2 separate regions of the Homo sapiens genome follow, and region 1 is linked to region 2. A link is an interaction called in ENCODE POLR2A ChIA-PET data of the cell type or tissue named here. Cell type or tissue: B cell. All regions are shown on one strand. Region 1 overlaps PIP4K2A (phosphatidylinositol-5-phosphate 4-kinase type 2 alpha). Region 2 has its middle 9.4 kb from the start of PIP4K2A.

What was found. ChIA-PET counts read pairs that join two places held together with the same protein. Peaks named below come from ENCODE experiments on the same cell type or tissue, not always from the same donor. Only the 100,000 strongest peaks of a DNase experiment are listed, where the experiment ranks them.
Region 1: POLR2A ChIA-PET joins it to region 2 with 6 read pairs; 14 of 35 experiments call an interaction of 5 or more read pairs at or near these places.

What each region holds. Positions count from the first base shown.
Region 1 is chr10:22,670,326-22,675,325 of GRCh38, reverse strand. The region is part of intron 1 of PIP4K2A (phosphatidylinositol-5-phosphate 4-kinase type 2 alpha); the gene reads left to right. Among named protein-coding and RNA genes, the nearest start is that of PIP4K2A, 42 kb to the left of the region's middle. In B cell, no CTCF peak of the experiment used is centred here; no DNase peak of the experiment used is centred here; H3K27ac peaks cover 354 bases.
Region 2 is chr10:22,721,499-22,726,498 of GRCh38, reverse strand. No RefSeq gene overlaps it. Among named protein-coding and RNA genes, the nearest start is that of PIP4K2A, 9.4 kb to the right of the region's middle. RefSeq lists an enhancer at 3,119-3,228. In B cell, no CTCF peak of the experiment used is centred here; a DNase peak (open chromatin) is centred at 3,008; H3K4me3 peaks cover 1,254 bases.

The DNA of each region.
Region 1 (5,000 bases), 51 kb after region 2:
GTGAGCCACCGTGCCTGGCTTCTCCTCAACAATGTTCTAAGAGATAAAGCAAAAGTATCAGGTAATATGTCATTGTAATGGTACCTGGGATAGAAGAATTTCATTTGCTTGCTACTATCTCCACTCTTACATGAATACAAATGTTCCCAATTTTTAGTCAATGTACCAATCAACATTGAATGAATGATATGTAAATTACAAGAATGAAGGGCCAGAAAGATGTCACGTATCAGTGATGACTGTTCTGAGCTGTGCCCTCTTAAAGCAATAAAGTAAGTTCTCTTTGATTAATAGTTACGTTGGCTACCTTTTAGCTGCCCATGAAAAATATAGATGGACTTTTTTTTGTTTTTTAAAGACAGAATCCTACGGTCTTGTTTTGTTGCCCAAGCTGGAGTACAGTGGCATGATGATAGCTCACTGCAGCCTCAAACTCCTGGGCTTAAGCAATCTTCCTGCCTCAGCCTGCTGAGTAGCTACGACCATAGGCACACCACCACTCCTGGCTGGGTTTTATTTATTTATTTATTTATTTATTTATTTTTTGGTAGAGACTGAGTCTTGCAATATTGCCTGGACTGGTCCTGAAATCTTGGCCTCAAGCATCCTCCCACGTTTAGCCTCCCAAAGTGCTGGGATTACAGGCATGAATCACTGTGCCTGGCTGGAAATTTCTTAGTAAAACAAAATTCGTTAGTGGTTCAAATATATTTTCAGTGCTATAAAGAATATAACATTTCTACCTATTGTCAGCTAAAGCTAAGAGTTAAAGAACTACACCTAACATAGTGACTGGCATAAAGTAGATGTACAATAAGTATTTGCTGAATGTGTAACTGGATGGCTGGAATTAACTTTGAGTAGGAGAAACAGCTGGTCTGGTCTTCTTTTTTTTTTTTTTTTTTTTTTTGCTCCCAAGTGTCTTGTCTCTTGTCTCTTCTCTGATCACCACAGCATGGTTCTTAGGAGTCACAGTGTCTGGTATATACGGAAAGAGTGTTTTTGGAGGGAGAATTCACCAAAAGAACATGATACAAGCCAAAAGGGGTTATTATTAGAGAAGAACAGTGTTGATATGAAGGCTAGTTAATGCTTTGTGAATACCCACCATGCACAAGACAGTGTCTGCTGGTTGCTGGAAGTCCAAGATGATCAGTTTGTGTCCCTGTGGCTAAATGTTTGGTTGTTAGTCTGCATGAAATAGATATGACACCAAATTAGAAATAGGAGAAAGCAGCAGAAGAAAAGCAAAGGTTCTGTGTATAACCAAGACAATGGGGTTAAAAAAACACACACACATTGCTGAAGAAAGTAAGTTAAGTAAGTTGAGCTTTCATTTGCAAAATGACTTTTTATTTGGCTGTAATATTCCTCTGGGATGGCTCTGTGAATTCAGTAAAACAAAGCTAAAGAAAAACCTATTCTGTTTGAGGGACCGTATAATTAACCATAGAAATGAGTGCCATCCAGTGTATTACTGAAGAAAAAGGATTAAATAGTGGTATGAATAAAAATAGTATCCCTTTTTATTCTCTCTAGGCTAAAATTATAAGGACTGTCAGTCATTTTGTTAAGGGTCTAGTTTATTATTGGCTGTGTTGGGAATAGTGCTTTCTATCTTCCTATTATGTAATAGTCCACAATTACATGAATAGTGGGATTTTTATTTTTTTTATTTTTTATTTTTTTTCCTCAGAAGAGCCTGGTGTTGAGGGGCTGCAGGAGCAGAACAGGAAGTTATGGTTGTTTTGGAATTGTGTGTGGTGTATGTTTAAATTGTATTAGAATAATTTTTATTCTTTTTAAACTGTCTTTCTGGTTGTCTCATGCTACTTTGAGTTTAATATACCCTGGGCTTGATGCAAGACCCCGGGCCAGGGCCAGAGCACCTGGTTCTAGTTCTAGGTCTACCTTTGACTGTTGTGGTCATTTTAATTAATTCATGCATACATATTTATTGCATTTTCCTGCACTGAGTCCTGCGCATACAAAAATGAATAAAACCCAGTTCCTTCCTGTAAGGAATCAGTTTAGTTGGAGGATCACAGAGATAAGCATAATTATAAGACAGCTTAGAGATGTATATGGAGTATTTTGTGATGTAAGGGAAGGAACCCAAACCATCCTTGGCAGGAAGTAATGGGAAAGACTTCCTGGAGGAGGTGATGCCTGAATTAGGTAGAAGTCATAACCATGGGGATCAGGGGCTTTGTAGGGCATTCTGGCTAGAGGTTATCAAATAGCAAGGCAGATAGACCCCAAGTGTGTTCAGAGCACTCACCTGTCCAGGAAGTGGCCCTGGACAGGGAGACAGGAAATGAGGCTGCAGGAATGAGAGAGATCACTGGATCTCCGTTTCCTTACCTAGAAGTGAAGCTCTGTTAATACTAGAAGGCTTCTCAGGAACTCACTCATTTTCTGGAAAGCTTTCATATTGCTGCTTGTTGGAGAATGACATGTTAACCTGCTGCTCACCTTTTTAGGACGTTGAGGGCTGGGTATTAACTGTCTTGAGTTTGGCAGTATTTTGAAGAAGGACATCCTAAATTACGGTTGGTGTGACTCATGTGAGTTATCAGATTTGTATCTGTTGGTCTTTTTCTCTGCGTCTGTCTGGTTGTCCAGGCGTTTGTGCTTCTCCACCCCTTCTTAATAGGCCCTTCTGGAATTGATCTCTGCATCCATCTCCTCTGGACGTAAATATTCATTTCTCTTTTCTCTGACCCTTCACCAGCTCCCATGCCCTTTGTGTGCAGATGCCCCACAGATCTGGCTGGGTTTTCCCTATCCCTGTATATATTCACAAGTACACCTGTGACATTCAAGTATTGTAATTTAAAAATCAGCATTAGCAAGAAATATGCACATATCAGAAACTGAAGTGGGCGTGTTATCCAGATTAAATCACTATAGACAAATCTCTTTATCCATTTTTTTAATTCTTTGGAAGTGGTTATGAAGGTGTGAATAGTTCATTGTTCAAGGACAGTGCATTGGATTCTGTTTTTTAATCTCATCCGCCTCCAACAATCCCCCCCCACACTGTCCCCCCGACCCAGAGCTGTCAGGGCAGCCAGAGGGAACCTTGTTTTCAGGATGCTGATGCTGATATATTATTCATGATGTAGCGGCATTAAATGTGTTAGATAGCTGGCCTCCTTTTTTTCATTTAACAATAACTGCCTATTGTACATCGGTCTTTTTCTGTAGTAGGATAAGAATTACAAAGAGTCTTTGGAGGAAGAACCAGTGCTTCAGGTTATGATATACCTTATATTGTTTTTGTTGTTAGGGGCTATATGTAAAATATAGCTGCATATTTGTCTAATAGCTTTGACTTAGACTGAAACATTGGTTGCCAAAAACAAATTATTTCACATTAACAAATATTATATTATTAGTTATTTTAATAATTTATTCCTCTCAGTGGGTGCTAGTCCAGACATTTTTTGTGTTTCTTAGTGGTAATGGGCCTGTCTACTTCATGAAAGAACAACAGCGTCTCTGCATTTCGCTAGAAAAATATTCTTGGAGGAGAGTCCTAGACCACGTGTGTGTGTGTGTGTGTGTGTGTGTGTGTATTTTCCAAGTAAATCAGAAAATTCAGGCAATTAATAGTGAAAACTGTCTTCTCAGTAACCTTTTCTTCAAGTCTTAACATAAATGACATTTCTTTGAGAGGGCCCCCTAGATCTGGTTGTACCCCTTTGCCTCCCAGCATCCTGTGTTCTCTTACAATGCCCCTAATGACTCGCACAGCCTCGGAGCTCCATGTGGCCCATGTGGCAGGACCCAGGTGGGCAGTCTTGTTTATCGCAGTGCCAGGCATCAGGCTGCCACCTTCCAGCGACCTACCCTAGGAGTGTGATTCTGAGGATTCAGTGAAACGGTTTAGGCAAACTCCTCGGAGCAGTGGCTGACCAGAGCAAGTCATTAATAAGTGCCAGCTCTTTTTAAAAATTCATCAGGTGTACTCTCTCCACCCAGAAGAGACTAGTAGTTTAGGCTTACCAGGTCTTTCTTCCCACTTCTTTCTCTGCATTGTTATTTATTCATATTTCTTTCTATAATGGTTTATTGCCAAAGGCAGTCAATAGTATGTTGAATTAGCTATTTCTATAATATTTTAGACTGATATATGTGTGTGTATATATAAATATATGTAAAGGTATATATATATGTGTGGACGTGGGTGTGTGAATTATATGTATATAATATATGTTCGCTTTCCCTGGCTTTTCACTAAGAAACATGAGGATTTACCACAGTGTCTCTTGGGTACTCAGTGAAGGGAAAGGCATTTACATCATAGCCAGTAGTTACTGGATGCCCGATGGGATGATGCCAATATGATGACTGCTTCTCTGCTCTTTCTTCTCTGAGCCAATTTATTCCAGGAACTTTGTGCTCACTGCAGCTGTGACTATAATTGCAATCAAATTATAGTTTCTAGTGTCACACTTACATTTGCCGTTTTTTAAAAAAAGCTAGAATTACGTTACTGTCCATAGCAGGAATTTTTAGTGCAAAGAGATAATCAAGTGTTTGTAATGATTCATATCAACTGGTTGTAATATGTGAAAAGGCTACAGTATTTTTAAATATTTCTAGGGTGTGTGGTGAACTGTTTTTGAATACTATGGAGAAATATATAAGTTTTTACTAAATTAGCTTTAAAATTATGTAAATAACATATTATGGAAAATGCAGACGATATGGGTGAGACAAAATTTTTGAAATTACTATTATTAATTGCACTATTAGCCCCTGGAATCGATTTTGATGCCCTGTACGTATGCAATAAAGAATTGCCGAGTAAGAGGGTGAATAAATGAACCCCTGTCTTTGTAGTGAACACCCCATAGAAGGAAGGTCACAGCTGTTTGCATATGGAAGAAGTTTGTCAGTCAGGTGGACCTTAAGGAGTGTGTTGGCTATCATACTGTTTTGTTTTTGGTTTTGTTTTTTGCCCAGGCTGGAGTACAGTGGTGCCATAACGG
Region 2 (5,000 bases):
TCTGGCACATAGCAGATGCTCAATAAACATTTGCTAAATGAATGAGTAGAAAGGGTAACGTTTACTGAGCACTTACTATGTGCCAGGCACCATTGCAAATGCTTTCTATTAATCATAATCCTCACAACACCATTTCTAGCAGGTGCCACTATTATTTCTATTGAAGATAATAGTCTTGGAAGACAAGGTTTTTCCTTGCAAGAGCTGACCTTTTAAAAATAAAAAAGAACAAAAGCTTTCTGTATGGCCAAAAGCCAAGTACCCAAAGGATTTTTGAGCATAAAGCTTATTCTTAAATGATAGATTGTGATGAATACTTGGATGGTCAGTGGTGCCTTTTAGAAGGGGAGGTAGGGAACACTCTGGGTGCAGCTGGGAGAGTTTCTGAGAGTTGGACAGTGGCAGAATCAGCCCTGGTGTGGGCCGGGAGGTGTCCCACATCAGAGCAGACCTAGACCTTGATTACTAGGTTTGTCCCAGGAGGCTGAGGTCCACTGAGAAGAACCAGAGCAGGACCAGAGCAGGACCAGAGCATGCAATGTTACTGGCTGACTGAGGTTCTAGGAGGAAGGGCCAAGGGCAGCCCAAAATCCCTGTGATCTCTCAGGGAGGCAGAGGTGGCTGAGAGGGAAGGGTAGACCCACAGGGAACTGGAGTCAAGCTGAGAAGTTTCCAGAGCACAGGGGCCTCGGTGGAAGAGACCATGGTGTGATGGAGGTTACCTGGGGGGAATCTGAGGAGATCAACAGACCAAAAACACATCCACAGTCTCCATCCCAAAGCCACAATACATAAGCCTCCTACCCCCATCCCAGGTTGCTCCTAGCAGGAGGGGACTTGACTTTCATTAAGTATTTCCCTAATAGGGGCTAAGGAAAACTCAGAATTTGACCAAGTTTATCTAGAAGAGACTTGATCAAGTCCTCTGCTATTCAGCTAGCAACTGAGCTAATGGTAAAATGAAGTACAGGATGGATGAAGAAAATTATAATTTCGTATGGATGAGATTTGTGATAATTAAGATTTGTCCCTGTTACTCTGACATGGAAAGATCTCGAAGGCACAGTGTTGAGTAAAAAGGCAGCAAGTTGTAGAATAATATGTACAGTATATTTCCGTTTACATAAAAAGCTAACATATGGCGAGGGGTGGTGGTTCAGCCTGCCATCCCAGCACTTTGGGAGGCTGAAGTGGGAGGATCCCTTGAGCCTAGGAGTTGGAGACCAGCCTGGGCAACATAGCGAAACGCTGTCTCTATAAAAAATAAAAAATAGCCGGATGTGGTGGTGCGTACCAGCTATTCAGGAGGCTGAGGTGGGAGGATCACAACCCAGGGGAAAAAATAGTAAACAAAAAAAAGTAAGCATATATTAGTCCATGTACATATATGTGTAAATACATAGAAATTAACTGACCCACTCAGATATAAACAGAGGGGAAGGGATTGGAGGGAAAGTGAAAAGATCTAAGAAATGGAAAGCAGGAGTGGAGGAGAGGGAGGAGGGACTTTCCCTTTTTAGTCTATGATGCCATTCTGTGCTGTTTGGGTTTGTTTTTTGTTTTTTTTTTTAGACAGGGTCTTGCTCTGTCATCCAGGCTGGAGTGGTAGTGGCGTGATCATAGCTAACAGCTCACTGCAGCCTCCAACTCCTGGCTCGAGTGATTCTCCCACCTCAGCCTCCTTAGTAGCTGGAACTATAAGTGCACGCCAGCACACCCAGCTAATTTTTAAATTTTTTTGTAGAGACAGGGCCTCATTATGTTGCCCAGGCTGGTCTCCAACTCTTGGCCATAAGTGATCTTCCAACCTCTACCTTTCAAAGTGTTGAGATTACAGATGTGAGCCACCACACCACATGCTAATCGTGTGCTTCTTCCTCCCTCTAAGCATTTACAGCCCTATCTCTATTGTCTTGCTATAGAAGGTACCATATTGCATTGGAAATGGCTGGCTTGCAGCTTTATCCTCCCTACTTAATTATGCACCCCTCAAGGGCAAGGGACGTGTCTTACTCACCTTTATGCTCAGAATCTTCTAGGACCTCAACACATATGTGACGAATGAATGAGCAAAAATGGTAATAAACGTACCTCTGATTTCAAGTTAGTCCCTGAGTTCTAGTTTATCAAGTTTTTAAATACCAGTAATATGACCTACTTAAAATTTGAATTTGAAAACTAAAATGGAAAAAGCCTGAGTTAGTAAAGGAAAAACAGGACTCTTCATTGAAAGTTAGTTGTGACATCAACTCTCTAAGGAGGAGCCATCCCATAGTTAAGGTGAAAGCACAAACCAGGGGCATGAATATTGTGAATAATCAAGACTCCCCATCTTTAAAATTCAGACCTAGAATTTTATGTAACAACGATTTCATCTGTAACTTCCTTTTAGTGCAACACTCAAATGTTAGCTAGTGCTAAAAGTATGGAAGGGTGTTTTTTTGAAAAGCTGTTTTTCAGAGTCTAAAAAACCCTCAAGCCCAGTTCCATCGCTTCTGAGATTTTATGAGACTTTCGAAACTGACTAGGGCCATGTCTGAGGGTGACAAGATGAGCACCAGATTACTAATTGAAAATACCCAGAACTTTCTATCAGGCACTCAAATCCAAAACTAAGAGAACTCAGGAGGCTGAGGCAGGAGAATCGCTTGAACCCAGGAGGCAGAGGGTGCAGTAAGCTGAGATTGCGCCTTTGCACTCCAACCAGGGCGACAGAGCGAGACTCTGTCTCAAAAAAAAAAAAAAGAAAAAGAAAAAAGAAAAAAAAAAGAAAACTCATGGGTTAGAATTTCATGATGTTTGCACACGTGACAGGAGAGGGTTCCGTGGGTTTGCAGACTTCTGTGTAACTGAGGTAAAACTGGATAGGCTCCCCAAGTTTGGGAGCACAGGTATGGGTGACAGATGGATCTAGGAATGCCTTTGCAGTGGGGGCCTCCTGAGTGATTGTTCTGGGGCTGCTTCTGAAGGCTACAACCGCAAATTTCAGGAACTGAGAGTGGTGAGGAGGAAGTGGAAACAGCCTGGGTAGCACCAGGAATCTCTCTGGGACCTCTTGTTCCTCTCACCTACCTCAATTCTTCCTCCTGGGTTAATGAACAGGAACCACACAGGGTTCACCAACTCATACCCTCAGCGCTACCGGGAAAGCAAGGCAGTCCCTGGCTAACTCTCAAAGCTGTTGTTCTGTGTCTTCCATTTGGTTCTCGAGGGCAGTGGAGACCCTGGGAACTGCCCCATCCCTGACCACTGGACACAGCAGCATGAAGAAGACTGTGATCCTTTTCTTACGCTGATCTCAAGTCATATTTTTTTAGATGCTTTTCAAATATGCACATCAATTATTTCTCTAGGTTATCTTCAGTGTAGCATCAGTACAGTGTATACTATATTTTAGAATTTAAAAACTCCATGAAAGCAGACCTTAGGTGAGATTTCCCTCTAGGTACCTTCCCATTAAGAGCAGTAGGCATGTAAATTAAGAGTGCCCCTTGATTGCAGGAATGCGGAAAGCACAAATAAGGCCAGGTACGGTGGCTCACGCCTGGAGCCCCAACGCTTTGGTAGGCTGAAACAAGAGGATTGCTTGAGCCCAAGAGTTCAAGGCTGCAGTGAGCTAAAAAAAAAAAAGGCACAAATGAAGGTGTGGCTGAGATCTTCCACTATGCACTGCTCTAGGCAGGGAAGCTAGTTTGAATTTTCTCCTTGCTTCCTGCTTCTGGACTTTTCCCTTGCCCAGGGCAAAAGGCTCAAGCTAAAATCTTCTGATTCCTTTGCTTCTTGGCCTTTTGGCTAAGATCAAGTGTAAAATCTTCTAATTCCTCTGGTCTTGGCATTCAGTGTTGGCTTCAGGTCTGAAGGTCACACCAATTTGTCTGGACCTTGTTGATCTACAAAGAATAGAATCTTTCCTCCCGGCAGCCATTTAAAAAACTCTCCTAAGGGCTGGGCATCCTTATTTTTGGAGGCTCCAACCCTTCAGCGTATCAAACATATGAAAATGCATTCACAGTCCACATTTAATTCAACGTTTTTGCTGTAAAATAAATTAGAAAAGATTTTTATAATTTTGCTCTAAAAATGTTTAGCTATGCCTTTTTTTTTTTTTTTTTTTTGGAGATTCAGAATCTCAATCCACCCAGACTAGAGTGCCACTGATCACAGTTCACTGCAGCCTCAATCTCCCAGGCTCAAGTGATCTTCCCACCTCAGTCCCTCGAGTAGCTGGGACCACAGGCACACACCACTATGACTGGATAATGTTTTATTTTTTATAGAGGCAGGGTCTCCCTATGTTGCCCAGGCTGGTCTCTAACTCCTAGGCTCAAGCAATCCTACCACCTCAACCTCTTAAAGTGCTGGGATTACAGGCATGAATCACCACGTCCAGCCAAACATTTAATTTTTGATTGACTATTTACTATCTTTTTTATCAATCATTATGCATACTTGTAACATAAGAAAAGCTAACTCACAAATTCTTTATATACGTAATGACTTTTTAAATACTAAATTTAAATTTAATAAATGGCAACATTTAGTCAAATGTTATTATTGATATCACTTTTGCAGTTTTCTTTTGTAATCAAAATTTTTGTTTTCACATCTCAAATTTTTTCTAGGTCCCCGAAAAACGCATAGGCTGTATGCATTGGGAAGATGATGCCCAATGGGTAAACAATTTGTAAACTTGCATAAGGACTCTTTGCGAACACAGGAGGTTCCCTTTTTCCTACATATAGGAAAATGTTCACCACAGGCTTAGTTCGCCATTGCCTAAATCATACAACGACTATTATAAATAGCAAGGAGCAAGTGAAAATGCTGGTCTCTTATTGGAATTGGGTTAGTATGTTAAATGACATTACTGTGTTACTTATTTAACTAGGAAAGATAGTTGCATTAAAAAAATTATAAAAGTAACACGTATGCATCTTATAACATTTGGAAAATGCAGAAATATATTTTAAAAATCATCCATAATCCTAACTGCACCCCTG